Regions from separate parts of the Homo sapiens genome. Here region 1 is linked to region 2. A link is an interaction called in ENCODE POLR2A ChIA-PET data of the cell type or tissue named here. Cell type or tissue: A673. All regions are shown on one strand.

Region 1 (8,000 bases), 200 kb after region 2:
AAGATCAAGACCATCCTGGCTAACATGGTGAAACCCCATCTCTATTAAAAAAATACAAAAAAAATTAGCCAGGCGTGGTGGTGGGCGCGTGTGGTCCCAGCTACTTGGGAGGCTGAGGCAGAATGGCATGAACTCGGGAGGCAGAGCTTGCAGTGAGCCTAGATCGCACCACTGCACTCCAGCCTGGGAGACAGAGCAAGACTCCGTCTCAAAAAAAAAAAAAAAAAAAAAAAAAAAAAGGGGCATGGAGGGGTGAAGGGGCCGGAAGGAGGTGAGGGTCTGCTGAGGCAGCTGCTCTCCCAAGGAGCCCCTGGGGACGACGGGGGTTGCATGCAGAGTGGGTGTTTAATGTCTTAAGTGGCTGCAACATAGTGGTTCTTGTCACAGCATATTAGGGAAGGGTGTCCACGAGCTGAGACGGGGTGCTGGGTGCCACCTTTACTGTGCCGAGCAGAGCAGAGCCCTGGGGGGCCAGTGGGCTCAGGGATCCCCAATGTGTCTTCCACAAATTGCTTAGAAGCCTTCCCGAGTGACACACACTGAGGGTTTTTCAAGCTCTTCAGAGCTCTGGTTTTATATTGTATGTGTAACGCCCTGCCCCACTGGGCCCACAACCCTCATTCAGCAGCTGCATCTGAAAGGTTCATGGGTGTTCACTTTTCTCTCCAATATGCTGTTCACACAGAATCACCTCTCCAATCCATTTCTGTCCCTTAGACCTCTCCACCAATGCCCCATTCCACTGTGGTAGCAGCCGTGGGAGCTGGGCCCAGGAGACTTGTCTCTGTCTCCTAGGAGAGCAGCGGTGACGATTATGGCTGCTAGATCCTTACAAATCACCAAAAAGGTAGCCTCTTTCCTTTTCATTTCTTTCCCTCCCTTCCTCCCCCCTCCCTCCCTCCCTCCTTCCTTCCTTTCCTTTCCTTTCCTTCCTTTCCTTTCTCCCTCCCTCCCTCTCTTCCTTCATTCCTTCTTCCCATGTGTCCTTAGGGGACAGTAGCATGTATGAGTCTTTGATCCAATGCATTACTGAATCCTGGAGGATGTCACCCATGCTCACGGAGTATTGCCTTTGATCTGGCACTTTAGCTATGTCTTCAGCATACCATTCCAATGCTCATTCAGGTTGGCAGCTTCTAGGTGATGCATTATGCGCTACCATTAATGAATCCCATGGTCTTGGGTTCTCTCCCACTCCTCCTTTGCTGTGAAGTTGATCCTCTGGTCTAAGGTGATATATGGAATCTCACGCTAGCGGATCAAACACTCTCTGAGCCTTTGGATGGTGGTGCTAGTTGAGACTCTATGGTTAGGAAAGGGAAACCCATACCCTCCATATGTGCCTATTCCTGTAAGAACAAACTACTGGGCCTTCCAGGACGGAAAAGCCCCATTTTGCCAACTTGCCATCAAGTAGCTGGTTTTCTTGAGGAATGGGTGCCATATTGGGGACTCAGTGTTGGTCTCTGTTGCAGGTAGTTTGGGCCTTGAAGCAGCAGACAAATTATCTTGATTGAGACTCCATGCTGTTGGCCCATACAAGAAGAGCCTCCATCTCTGCCACTTTGTTCATGTTGCCATCATGCCAACACTGGCGAGCCTGGCTGGCTGAAGTTGGTGGGCTGAGTCACCCGACTGCCTGGCTGTTTAGTTGTCAATGGTGGATGCTCTTTGGTGGTTGTTAACATGTGATACAAAGATTTGCCCGCTCCCTTAGGTCCATTCATGTGCCTCTGCCCCAGCCTCCTTATCCCTGATCTGTTTTTTCTGACCATCTGGGCCAGGCCATTTTCCACTATATATTCTAACCTTAGATCACTTCTCTTTCCCACACTAAGTGGGTGACCAGGTGCACTACTCAAAGCTCTGATCATTAGGAAGCTTTTCCTTCACTACTGTCTTTCAAGACTACCCTTGTGAGGCTGCAGTGTAGCTACCATCTGATTTCAGCTTGCATCCGTATGTGGAGCTGACCCATCCATGAAACAAGCTCAGGCTTTCCCCTCCTCTTTCAACTGGTCTTATAGGATCCCCCGTACAGCCACAGGTGTGCTCTGAAAGGGGAGCTGTGGTACAATGTAGCAGATGACAGGGGGTCTGGGTTTTCTGCTCATGCAGCCTGCTTGTGTCCTCTGACCCCACTTGTGCTCATTTCTGGAGGTACCACATCCATCTTACAATGGATTGTTGCTGGGGCCATCTGACTTATTGGGCTTGATAGGACACAGTACTTTTTGGACAGTTCTAGCCACATTGTCCATGGTGACCATGGTCAGACACTCTTTCTCCTCTACCAGGGCTCGCTAGCAGGGTAGGAGTTGTTTTTCAAAGGTATGCAATTCTTCACTGAAGATGGCGGGGTCTTTCTCTAGAGCCTCAGCGGCTTGCATTCTGATACCCACTGGGGCTTGCCACAAACTCTGCACAATATCTTTTCCCACCACTGATACTGCCATAGAGTCTGTCAGATCATACAGCCTAAGCCACAGGATTGCTTGCTTGATACCCTGGGCTGGTTGCAGAGCCCTTTCCTGCTCTGGGACCCACTCAAAAATGGCAGTCTGTCATGTCACCTGATATGAGTTGTAGTAGTATCCCCAGGTGCAGAATATGCTGACTTAAGAAACTGAGGCTTCCAGGCACTCTGCTTTCTTCTTCCTTAGGAGGTACAAGGTGCGATAATTTGTCTTTTACTTTGGAGAAGATGTCTACGGCTACTGGACTTGATTACTGAACTCCTGAAAATATTACAGATGTAGCAGGCTCCTGAATCTACTCAGGATAATCTCCAACCCTCGGGGAAACACATATCTTACCAAGGTCTGCAGTGTGCTAGCCACTTCTTGCTCATCCAGCCCAATCAACATGGTGGCATTGTTGTAATGGATCAATGTGATGTTCTGTGGATGTCCAGCTGGTCCACACTTCTTTGGACTTAGCATGGCCTTGGAGCAAAACTGTTAATGTGTATTATCATTTCCATGAAAATGTGAACTGTTTCTGATTCTGACTGGAAGAGAAAAGAATGCCTGCACTAAATCAACAGCTGTATACCCATATACTTAAGGCAGTATAGATCTGGTCTAATGAAGATACATCTGGCAGCATGCAATTGGGATTATACTTGATTGAGCTTGTGATGGTCTACAATGACCCTCCCTAACCCATCCAGTTTCTTCAGGGGCCCAAGTGGTCAATTAAACAAGAGTGGAGAGAAGAGGCATAGGATGTGGCAATAGTCTATATTCCTCTGTCTCCCCACAATATGGTCTCCCTCCCTCCTTTCCTCTCCTTTCCTTCCCTTCCTCCATTGTCTCCCATAGAAATTCTGGAATTTTAACTTTGTTCAACATGGGCCATCACTTTTTCCAGCTTTCTAGAAGCCATGCTAGCAGCAAGTTTACACCAACACCTGGGATACTTATGCTAGGGAGTTAAATTCTGTATCTTAGAAAAACCCTTTCAAGTCAAAAATTGTCCTCTCTTCTACCTTATGTTCTGGTCCCCCTCTTCAAGTGCTCTCAGAATCTCCTCCAGCTCCTGTCAGTCCATGCTGACTACATCTTACAGTTCAGTATAGTCCCTATTCTCCCTTAGCAAGCCCAGCATGTCCCCAGCTGAGTCATAGAGGACTCTGAAAGGTGCATACATTGTCTTGCACAAGAAGGGCCAGTGTAATATTGGGAATGGAGAGTGCTAGCAAGGAATGGGGGAGGCATATGTATAGGTTCAGAATGTTCTGAGGGGTTCAGGAAGTAAAAGTCTTTGGGGGGGATCCAAGCAGATATTGCCATCTCATGTGTTAGGTTTTCCCAATTGGGTCCTTGACCTTACATATCAGACCTGCCTTGGTTGGGTGTTTTAACTGTCTGAAATTCTGCCACTCTATTAAGCCCTGGGCTTAGTCCTCACTTTCTCTTCCCTTCCACTGCAGATGAGAGATTCTCTGTATGCAACTAGTGGTCCTCGGGCTTCCACATCTGGCTTCCAGTTGCCTGGTACTTGCTCTCTGATGTTCATTATCCTTCTTGAGGCATCAGTGGCACTTAGCAATAGCCATCCACCCTCATTGCCCCATAGTTACTGTCTCCTCCCTATATCTCAAATGCCTGACACACTGCAAGTGCTTGCCTTACTGCAGTACACCATCCTCTCACTGGTGAAAGTTTTAACAACCGGAAGGAAGGGGAGGGGAGGGGAGGGAAAATAAGCGCTTAGGGAAAGAGGGTGGCTGCTTCAAGGGAGAGGCATCCTGTGAAAAGCAGCCAATAGGGAGTTGTTTGTTGTTACTGTTTAATTTTTTACAAAATGCTAGATTTGTCTTCCATGGAGGGACAGAGGACAAATTTCCAAAAAGCCGTAGTCAGTGCGACCCAGGCTTTTAGAGAAACCTATATTTATGCATTTGTGGGAGGGAGGGGGATGTTCTTTGATTTTCTTTAAAATGGTTATATTCAGACTCAAGCAGGCATAACTTTAGAAAGAAGCAGTAATTCGGCCGGGCGCAGTGGCTCACACCTGTAATCTCAGCACTTTGGGAGGCCGAGGTGGGCGGATCACGAGGTCAGGAGATTGAGACCATCCTGGCTTAACACGGTGAAACCCCATCTCTACTAAAAATACAAAAAAATTAGCCGGGCGTGGTGGCGGGCACCTGTAGTCCCAGCTACTTCGGAGGCTGAGGCAGGAGAATTGTGTGAACCTGGGAGGCAGAGCCTGCAGTGAGCCGAGACTCCGTTTCAAAAAAAAAAAAAAAAAAAAAAAAAAAAAAAGGGAGTAATTCACAAGGCACTTCCTAGTCTTGTCTGCCAAGCAGGAAAAAAAAAAAAAAAAAAATTCCCCCTTCCTTCTTTTTTCAAGGGAGAGAGTATGTGGGCTACGGAGCTAGTTAGATTTGGGTCCTCCTCCAGGTTCAGTAATTGTTGGTGTCCAGAGCCAGTTACTTTTCTCCTCTATACACGGGATGGGCACCACACGACATGCACTAATGTGAGATGTGTCTCCCCTGCAGCAGCCAGGAAGGGTCAGCTGTGATTACACTGACCCTGGGATAAAACAAAGTCCACAGAATGAAGAAGCACCTGCTATTGCAGTACTGGTGAGGGCAGCATTGGAATCAAGTTTTCAAACAACCTGACTTCACACAAGGATCAAAGTGAGGAGCCTGGCAAGTCCACCAGTGATGAAGCACCAGTTAGAGGCAGCAGTTGATCAAAAAAGCTGATAACCTCCTAAATTTACTCAGCAGCTCATCTACTGATAGACTCCTGAAGTTACCTTTCAGTTTAACAAATATTCCTTAGGCCCCAACTATTTACCAGGCATTAAAACATTTAGTCAATATGATTTTGTGTGACCTCCTGCTGACAGTGGAGCACCTTTGGAAAAAGGATGTCTCCTTTCCTCTGAACTGTGTTCCTATTAGGGTTGCAGGCTGGTTAAGACTAGGGCATTGCCACAGAAGGAAACCAGGCTATGTCCTCATGGACGGTCAATAGCTAGCAGCAGGCACACATCCAGCCCGGCAAGTCTTTTGACCACGGCTGCCTAGGGAGGGGCTAAAATTTCCTACGGTATCTATGAAAGTGTAGAAAAAAAGTTTAAATCCAACAGTCGACAGGAATAATATTTGAAGAACTGATGTTTCTAAATTATCTTGTGTATTTCCTTGCCAAAGGGATACAAAAGCCCTGATTAACTGAACTTTAAAAACTGTATTGGCCCATCTAGTCAGAAGACAGGCTTTGAGTAACCACAAATAAGCAAATTTGTTTACTTCAACCACACAACATAAAATATTGTGATATTTAGAATACATGATAATTTGAAATTTAGTAAAAGGGGAGAGGGTTTGGGAATTAGTATTAATATGCTTCTCCTTGGTTCTCTTCTGTTACCTGCCTGTTCTCTTGAGTTACTTGGTTTTCTCCTTAACCTAGAAACTGACCATAAGGAAGCAGAGTAGCATAGTACATGTATCGCCAAATATCATACCTTGACTTTGATTATTCACATAGGTAGAATGGAAGCCATAGGTGTGCTCTAGGTAGAGCAAGGCAGAATACTATTACTATCATTCCCATTCAGCTAAGCAATTAATATAAAATTTATTTAAATAAGGGGAAATTTTCATTTTATAAAGGTAAGCATTGGTTGAACTTTGGTGCTAATATGTTAATCAGTGACAAAGTGAGTGAATGATAAAATAGATTATAAGAACAGTTTTTGGCAATAGAAGATTCTGAAGAAACAACTCTTGACAGATCTGATACTTTTTAAAGGAAAAAAACAGAATAAGAGACTTTAATATCTGCTTGGGAAGGGGTGAAGAGTAATCTCTAACTTGAGATAGAAAATTCAGATTACCCTGAGGCAGTGATACCTAGTAAGAGGACGGTCTAGCTTTTCTGGCAGTGGTTTCAGATAAGTATGTAGTTTAGAAATAATTTTATCACCTTTCCCTTCTTGTCTCCATAAAACTAACGATAATAAAACCAACTTCAACTAAAAGTATTAAAGTAATGCCTAGCATATGATAGGATTAACACATACTCAATAAACACATATTAATTTTTAAGAATACAGGAACTCCACAATTCTTCTAAGGGAAAAGGTGGGACACTAGAAAAAGAAGTCAATCAAAAAGTATAAGCCAGGCATGGTGGTGCATGCCTGTACTCCCAGCTATTTGGGGATCACTTGTGCCCAGGAGTTTGAGGCCAGCCTGGGCAACATAGAAAAAGACCCCATCTCTTAAGAAATAAAGTATAAAATAGGTCATTATTCCCATAACCTTAAAAAATATCGACTAAAAGTTATCCATATAAAGATGCAGGTCACTAAAACTCTAAGGATTCTTCTGGATATGTCTAGGATGGATACAAGACAGAGTGGCTTCCTAGAACCACCGGGGATTGTGGACTGCTGCTCTAGTGAGGTCTTTGTCTCTTCAACAAACTGAGATGACTCATTAATCTACATATTTCTGAGATGCTACATATTTGGAAAAATATAAAATACTATAGGCATACAAATGTTGAGTATGTATTATCAAATTGTAAAAGTGGTGTTGAGTATCTAGTGATTCTTATATATTCATATCCTATCTTTGACTTTGGCCTGGAAACTCCATATTATCATATTCTGATTTAGCCTACACAGAAATATAGTAATAACAGAGTTTGTGGCACCAAAGTAAGATGAAAGGCTTTGATGCTTTAGTCAATAAATTATTTTTCCCTTTGCATTGTGGGTATATTCATCTTAGGGTCAGTTAATTTTGTAATCTTTCCTAGATATATATAAGGAATAATAATTAGTCCAGGAATTCTGCAGAAAAGTCCTATGTTCCCTCACAGGGCATGGGTATGCAGTGATAGCAGTGTCCACCTCTCCAAAATGTAATTGGACACATCATTTCACCTCATATTTGTAATATTTGAGATTCTTTGTGCGAGTAAAAGAAAGATTTGTTACAACAATCCCATTGCTTTAGAGTCACACCTCACATATTACCTGAAGATAAAAGCCATTTAAACTTCTTTTAACTTAGTAGGATAGTTTAAAAATTTCACCACTGTAGTCTGTTTGCCCTAACCCCATATGAAAATTAGTCCTAAGGGGAACTATGTTCAGGAATTCAAGAAACCAAGAGAGAAAAACAGTCACACAAACCATTCACCAGTGACAAAGGAGTCAGCAAACTGTTGGAAAACAGAGAGAAATTGTAATAATGAAAAAAGGACAGAGTTTAGTGACCAATCACTTATTTTCTTTAAAAACACATAACCACATTAACTTTTTGCTTTATACAACCATCTAGAAACTATAAAACAGTACCACATTGTGCATTTAACCTACTTATCAAGAAGGGAACTTCATAAGTCATAAGAATTCTACCCATATAGGAAGGAAAAAGGAGACAGCTAATAGCATAGTCACAGATACAACATGAGTCCAAGCAAGCATCAATTCTTCGACATCACCTTTTCCATTTACCA
Region 2 (8,000 bases):
TAACCCTGGATTGTAATGATCCATTTTTCATCCCTCTTCCCTCTAGATATCAACTTCCTTACTCATCTTTGTACCCAGTGCCTGACACAAAGTAGACAATAAATGATGGCTAAATGAAAGGCTGACTGGCAGGCAGAGGAGTTCATAGAGAATATGGGAAGTTATTAGAGGCTTTTGAGTCAGAGACTGATAACATCACCAAAACTGTACTGTCAGATGAGTAATCCATTAGTTATAAGGTAGGGCTGGGGTGGGGGTGAGGGGGGCTTTGACGCGAAATGGAGAACAGACTAAGAAGTGTTTGAAGAACGAAGATGGTATCAGTGGGAACTAGAAAGCAGGAATAGAAGTGAACTACATTGTGAAGATAATGCTGTGAGCTTAACGAGTGTTTAGATGTGTTGGTAAGAGGTATGGGGGATGGGGGGTGGAGGTAGGGGGTAAGGCCAAGATTTGCAACCCTGGTACCTGAGAAGAAATGCGAGTGGAAGAATCAGACAAGTCAGGAGAAGGCACTAAATGCAGATAGCAGTGGGGCGAGGGAATCTGTGAGACGAGATATCTGTTTGTTTTTAGAAATAGCTTCACTAATTAGGACAGAGAGCAAACAGACTGGAGGAATTTTGAGCCCTGGGTTGAGTTTTGTCTCTGGGTGGTCTAGGCATGCAAAGACTAACAAGTTAGAGCCTCACCTTATCTTTTCAGCAAACTGTGACAAAGGTCCAGTAATGATGCCGGTTTGTAAATCACTTTCACACCTTTAGCATGAAAGGATCCCACTACCAAGTGGAGCTATTAATTCTTTTGCATTCCCCCCACCCCCACGTTCCAGAGGAGTTTGCTGGGGGATGATGCTGTTTTTCCATCTGAACGGGGCTATGTTTTATCAAATACACTGCAGTTCTCAGTCCATTACCTTTTTCTCCTCACATTCTTCCTGTTTTCTGACTCTGAATTTATTTTAATCTCGTGTTTCTCGTTAAATCATCACAGACATCTGTCTCTCTTGCCTTCCCTATCCGTCCACTCCACTCTCCTCTCTTACTCTTAACATTCTTCTCTTGATCTTCTTGTCAGTTGCCTTAAGAGACCTCAAACTGCTTGGCTTCTCTCCCTCCTCTCTCGGTATCCGGAGCCTCTTTTTTGGACATGTCTCAACCTGTTTTCAGTCTCAGACTAATCCTCCATAACACTGAAAATGACAGATGAGGTCAGACTTGGTGGGGAGGGAAGGAAGAGAAAATTTTTACCCAGGAAACCATGCTCATTCATAACTGGCTTTCCAAATGAGAACAGACTACAAGTGCGCGTGTGCACGTGTGTGCATGTGTGTTTTCTGCTGGCAAGAATGACAAATCCTGCTTTCCTCATAGCACATGTTTCCATTCCAATATGTTTTAAACTCCTAATCTATAAAGGGGATGAAGCATCAGAAATCTCTATCTTTAGATTAGTAGCTGGCAGCACTAGGGTTTCAGGAGTGATCCTTTTATTCTCCAGGATCCCTTAGCAGTTTGTTACCTTGCCAACTGGTATGCTGGAGTTTCAGCTGCAAGGTTCTTCGTGAGCTGGGATTGAGGAGGGGAATGCAGACTGCTGATACTAACAAGGTCCCTGGAGTGATTTATTAGTGTCTCTTGTCTCCTTTTATTTGACCGGAGAAGAAAAAGAAAGGGTTTATTCCTCCTGATAAGAGACTCATATTTAGGAGTTTATGTATTCAAATCCCATTCACCGTCACTCTAGCTGTTTTCTGCACCCAATGGTTCTGCCTTAAGACATGTGCAGGCCCTTTCAATTGACCCCAGATCCTTTCTAGCTGCCACCTGGTTCTTTTTTGCCTTTATGCCAAATTTCTTGGGGAAGGAGCTACAGCCAGGGCCCCCACATCTTTCCACTCACTTATAATCTAGTTTTCTCTACCATCTTCTACAGAACCTCTGTCAAAATTCACTAGTTAAAACTTAGCTGAGCATAGAGGCGTGTGCATGTAGTGCCAGCTACTCGGGAGGCTGAGGCAGGAGGATCACTTTGTCCAAGGAGTTCAAGGCTGCAGTAAGCTATGATTGCACCACTGCACTCCAGCCTGGGCAACAAAGACCCTGTCTCTAAAAGAAAAAAAATGTGGCTGGGCACAGTGGCTCACACCTGTAATCCCAGTAGTTTGAAAGTCTGAGGGCAGGAAGATCTTTTGAGGTCAGGAGTTCAAGACCAACCTGGGCAACATGGCGACACTTCATCTCTACAAAAAATATAAACATTAGTTGGCATGGTGGTGCGCTCCTGTAGTCCCAACTACTTTGGGAGGCTGAGGCTGCAGTGAGCTGTGATCGTTCCACTGCACTGTAGCCTGGGAGACACAGCAAGACCCTGTCTCAAATAATAATAATAATTCACTAATGGCAGTCTTAGTTCAAGGACATTTTCTTTGCCCCATCTCCCTTCACAGCAGCCAGACTCTACTCCTACCTCTCTGCAAACTGTTCCTTTTAACAGAGCCCTCTTCCTATTCTAGCCCCTACCTCTAGGCTTCCTCATCACTAGGTCTTAGCTTTCTGCTCTTTTTCCTTCCCTGTAGTTTCTTTATTCTCACAGTTAAGCTGTAAACTTGACCATGCCTCTCTAGGAAGCAGCACGTGAAGAGGCCCAGAAGCCTGCAAATAAGTTACCTAAACTGCAGATAGTTCGTATGGCTGGAGGCAGCATGTGAGAGAAGAAATAACAAGACACAGCTGGACCTTGAGTGACCTAAAGCTGAGAAATTCATGCTTGATTCTGAGATCAGTGGAAATATCTGCTCTTTAAACTTTAATGTGCATATTGATCACCTGGGGATCTTGTTAAACTGTAGATTCAGTAGGTCTGAAGTGGGGCCTGAGATACTCTCCATTTTTCATAAGCTCCCAGATGATACCCATGGTCCCTGGACCATACTTTAAGAAGCAAGCGACTAGCCGACACTTAACATACTATCAAGTTTTGGGGGGGTTCTATGTTGTTTTGCGTCTTAACTGGAATGTAATGGTCGTGAGGGCCAGGGTCCTGTTGTCTGCATCTTTGTATTCCCTATTCATGAGTTTCTTCTGGGTGTTCCTGTCAATGCTTAATTGATGGGATCCAGGAGTGAGTTGTTTATATCTTTTAGCTTTGCTTTACAAACACTAATTTATCTTCTAATCACAATTGTGAGGCAAGTGGATACTTTATTTTAAAACTGTAAATAGAAACCAACAAAGATGAATGACTTTTCAAATCGTGAGTCACATGTTCAGAGTCAAGACCACAGCCCTTTGCCCAGAGAGGTCTCAAGGAATCAGTCCAGGGCTGATTCTAACACTGCCTCTGCTTGGGTCCTCACTTGACCATTCATGATGACCTGCTGCTCACTCTCTGGACCTCATTTAGTCTTTTCTGCCTGGTAAAGTAAGAGACTCCCCGCTTCATCTCCTGAGGGCATTCAGGAGCCTTAGCAAGCTGCCAGCTCCATGTTAGGCAGCCAGATGCCTGATGCTGAGGTGACTGAAAGGTTGGGAAGCAGACAGCTGGGCCAGCCCACGCACCAGAATCGCCCCCACACCGCATCTTTACAGCTGCTCTCTGCAGTGCAGGCTAGGAGCGCCTTTCAAAATGCATTCTGAAGAGGCAGGGGGGTGCGGGGAGAAACCGGCAGGAGCTGTAGAACATAATCACCCAAGCAGAGCATCCCATATACCTCAACTTCAGTTTCTGACACTGAATCTTTGCTTTTAGGGATTTCTCCCATGGCCCTAAAAAGAAAAGTCACTACACAGTCTCTTAAGTAGGTCACACAGAGTGCTAGCTGATAAATGCAGATGCCAAGGCACTTTCACCCTTTTCCAAACCAAAAATAAAACTTGGAAATTGTCTGAAGAAAACAGGAGGTTGTGATGCAGTTTAAGAAAAGCCAAGGAGAAAAAAGTGGGTGGGGTGCTCCTGCCCTAAATTCACTCGGCCCATAGCAGACCTTCTTGAGCAGAACTTGACTGAGTGGCAGTTCCTCCTCCACCTCCCCACATCACTTCACAATCCTGTAGCTCACTTCCCGCTGGTCACCTCTGCTGCACGACCCCAGGGGGTTATGAGGACTCCCCACTCCCACTTTAGTGACTCTGTAAAAAGTCTCTATTAATCAATCAAAGCCTAGAAGGGGGAGATAAGGCAAAGAGGCACTTTTGGATTTCTCCATCTGAGCAGCTCTGTGATTCATTATCTGTTCTAGAAAGCAGCACACGCAGTTCCAGCAAAAAAAAAAAAAAAAAAAAAAAAAAAAAAAAAAAAGTTGGGGTGGGGAGCGGAAATGCCTTGTAGCCCACGTTCGGGCTCCCCTGGCTTTGCCTCTCCTTTCCTGCATCTGGCCACAAGCCAAGTTGGGTTTCAGCTGCTGCTCCTGTTTCTAGGATGTATACTCCCCTACCCACCCCCTGCTATTATGATGGAATTGGCGGTCTGGTGAGACACAGTGAGAGGATGATTTCCAGCTAACACAGCTGTGGCTTGATCTCCAGGGCCCAGAGTCTCTGGAGATTCTTTGCAAGTCTCGTGGTCAGGAAATCCAAATCTCTGCTCCTTCTTAGCAGGCTGTAGCATTCCCACTCACAGTTCTCTCCTTAGCAGTCAGATTCTTCCCGAGGAAAATAATGAACATGAGAGTCCTCAAGAGAGGGTGGAGGGAGGGGAGACAGAGAAAGACCCAGACAGACAGAAATGGAAAGACAAAACAGCTACAGCGCTGAAGGAAGTATCTGTGCCACAGAAGACAGGCAGATCCTGTGACTGGCTAGAAAGAACGAACCAGATGTGGATCAACATAGAGAAAAACTCATGGATGGTATCTTGGATTCTGGAAGAGGATCAAGTGTAGAGAGTACCAAAGGAAATCCTACACTTCAGAGACAACATCAGTGTTTGCACAGAGGGAACAAAATGGTTTTTCTTTTACCTCACAGCATGCAAGTTTCCAACAGCTGCTCTGCCCCGACTTGAGAGGTGGAATGGGTTGAAGAACAAGCAGGTGGGAACACATGGCTTTCCGCACATCCCTGAATTCTAGAAAAACTGAAAGGAGCCTTGTCTTGGCATCTGATAGAACGATTGGGCTGGGGCAACCTTGCAGAGGCCCCATTCATAGGGAAAAAGCAGAGGGCTGGGACCAGGACTGCCTTGGTGCTAAATGGATGGAAAAGGGGCAGCTGTCTCACCATCCTGTAAGTTAGGGATATGGCTTACCACACAGGCCTAGAGGCTTCTTGTGACCAGGTCCCAGAAAACTTTATTACATAAAAAGTAGATTTACTGCAAATATCCCAGATGATAACGGTTTGCCTCTATGTCCCCACCCAAATCTCAAGTTGTAATCCCCAGTGTCAGGGGAGAGAAGTAATTGGATTATGGGGTGGTTCCCCCATGCTGTTCCCATGATAGTTTTATAAATGGTAGTTTTTCCCGCGCTTACACGTGCCCTCACCTGCTGCCATGTAAGACGTGCCCGCTTCCCCTTCCACCATGATTGTAAGTTTCCTGAGGCTTCCCCAGACATGCGAACTGTGAGCCAATTAAATCTCTTTTGTCAGTTACCCAGTCTTGGGTATTTCTTTATAGTGGTGTGAAAACGGACTAATATAATACACCAGGCCAGCTCTATGCCAGTCCCCTAAAAGAATCACCTGCTAGAGATGCTCAGTAGCAGTGCTGGGTACCAGCCCTTCTTCCTGCAGCTTCCAAAAGCTGATAGCCAATACTCTATTTCACCTGCCCATAAGTGGGCAGCATCCGGTGATAGAGGCTGCTGCTGGTCTGGAGAGGAAAGAGGAGAGGCCCTTTCAGGAATGCAGTCCCTGGAGGTTTCTCCTTCCCTGCCTGAAGGATTCCAGAGGTCTGAGATAAACCCCAGGCTGTAGTCCAGCAAAGAGCTTTGGGCTGTATTCCTCTGGGAGACAGCAATTGCTAGAGAGAGATTTTATTTTAAAACCCCCATTCCCACTGCGGGAGGGAGCAGTGGTAGCAGGCATTGGGAAAAACTGTGTTTGAATCAGGAAGGAGGCATTCAGCTAGATGTGCGTATCCTTTCACACTTTCTGCTCTTCCACATTTGTTCCCTATCGTACCCTTAAGAATTATTACTGAAAAACTCCAAGGGCATGTGTTAAGATCACAGTGATTCCTAACATCAACTCTCCTTCTATGTTTTTTCCTCCCAAGGCTTTCCACTGGGTTGAATTTTAAATTTGAACAATGGTTCAAAGGCTGAGAGACAAACTGCTCATTACTGGAAAGAGTGCCAGGAATCCTGGGAAGCAGGCCTCCCTCCCCACCGGAGCACTGCACCTCATAGTAATGGCCTCTTTCATAGTCACGGAAAGGTTGGATCAGCGTTTCTTTTCATTCCTGTCTTTTTTCAGGGACTGCTGGGATAAAAGGAAGTCTAGAAGAATAAAAAATTCACAAACAGGAGAAGAATAAAATATTTAGGGCAAGAGATCAGAAATCCTTTGGTTATTCAGTGAACTGAACTAACTCTACTTTTTTTTAAAAAAGTACAAGGAAATAAATGTCCATCAAATGCCATATCACAGTGGGATTAGCCTGTCGACCCCATCACACAGGATCTGAGGCTAGGTTATCATGCCTAGTAAGTTGCAGTAAGAGAGACTCAGACTAACCCAGTGATAAGATGGAACAGTTTTATAATTATTAATTTCATTCCCAATATTTCTGACATCTTTATTCTGAGAAGCTTTCCACCAAAGTTGTCAAATGACCCATTTCCTCTCACTTCACACTCCCAAATCCAATCAGTGATGAGTAGAAGGAATGGAAAGGTTATTTGGTGCCATAAAGAAAACCCAGTCACCTTGGAGGAGCAATTCAGGCTTTCCATCATTAGTTCCCATCGCCAAGAACAAATGATGGTTTCTAAAAGGGAAGACAGGGTTAAAACAACATGGTTGAGAAGTACATACTAGGCCGGGGGCAGTGGCTCACGCCTGTAATCCCAGCACTTTGGGAGGCCAAGGCAGGTGGATCACCGGAGGTCAGGAGTTTGAGACCAGCCTGGTCAACATGGTGAAACCCCGTCTCTACTAAAAATACAAAAGTTAGCCAGACGTGGTGGTGCATGCCTGTAATCCCAGCACTTTGGGAGGCTGAAGCAGGACAATCGCTTGAACTAGGGAGGCAGAGGTTACAGTGAGCTGAGATCACACCACTGCACTCTAGCCTGGGTGACAGAGCAAGACTCTGTCTCAAAAAAAAAAATACATTACTAACATTTATCCCTTTATTCTCTTTTTTCCCACCACCACACCTGGCTAATTTTTATATTTTTAGTAGAGACAGGGTTTCACCATGTTGGCCAGGCTGGTCTTGAACTCCTGACCTCAGGTGATCCACCTGCCTCGGCCTCCCAAAGTGCTGGGATTACAGGTGTGAGCCACCGCGCCCAGACTTTATTCCCTATTAATGTGATCTTCTTGGAGTACTTGTTGGAAAGCACTTTAAACATCTGGCTTTTACGCAGCAGTCAGAAGGTTTTTTTACACCCCAGAGCTAAGGTTAATTTGATCAAGAGACTAGGTCCCTCCCAGAGTGGTGAAGAAGTGGTTAGGTACTAAAACCATGGCATCGTTTCTAGTCACACTGCATCTGATTTGGTTGTGTGATAGCCCTAGGTTGGCATTGGGAAGGCTCTTGTCCAGAACCTATCAATAAGCATGTTTTAAACATTCCATGCGCAATAATTCAAGCAAAAATAACTTTATGGGCTACTTTTTTCTTTACTCATCCACAGAAAGCATTTGTATGTCAACAAGAACTTTGCTCCTTGCCTGTTTTCACTTCAGCTTACTCCTCCCTGAAAATAGAGTTGTTTGATACAATTGGAAAAATCATCCGGTTGGTGTGAGACATTCACAGCAACAAAACTATGTTGGTAGAACAAAGCTTCCTGACTGCCAAGTGTCCAGAGAAAAAGAGGAATAAAA

Evidence for each region. ChIA-PET counts read pairs that join two places held together with the same protein. Peaks named below come from ENCODE experiments on the same cell type or tissue, not always from the same donor. Only the 100,000 strongest peaks of a DNase experiment are listed, where the experiment ranks them.
Region 1: POLR2A ChIA-PET joins it to region 2 with 15 read pairs; 7 of 35 experiments call an interaction of 5 or more read pairs at or near these places.

Annotation. Positions count from the first base shown.
Region 1 is chr1:180,889,956-180,897,955 of GRCh38, reverse strand. It overlaps XPR1 (xenotropic and polytropic retrovirus receptor 1), which reads right to left. Exons shown (of 15, transcript NM_004736.4): 15 at 7,677-8,000. Among named protein-coding and RNA genes, the nearest start is that of LINC02816, 13 kb to the left of the region's middle. RefSeq lists a silencer at 1-114. In A673, no CTCF peak of the experiment used is centred here; no DNase peak of the experiment used is centred here.
Region 2 is chr1:181,092,923-181,100,922 of GRCh38, reverse strand. No RefSeq gene overlaps it. Among named protein-coding and RNA genes, the nearest start is that of IER5, 8.2 kb to the right of the region's middle. RefSeq lists enhancers at 1,041-1,240, 3,574-4,090. In A673, no CTCF peak of the experiment used is centred here; DNase peaks (open chromatin) are centred at 1,182, 1,572, 4,392 and 5,872; H3K4me3 peaks cover 3,045 bases; H3K27ac peaks cover 6,760 bases.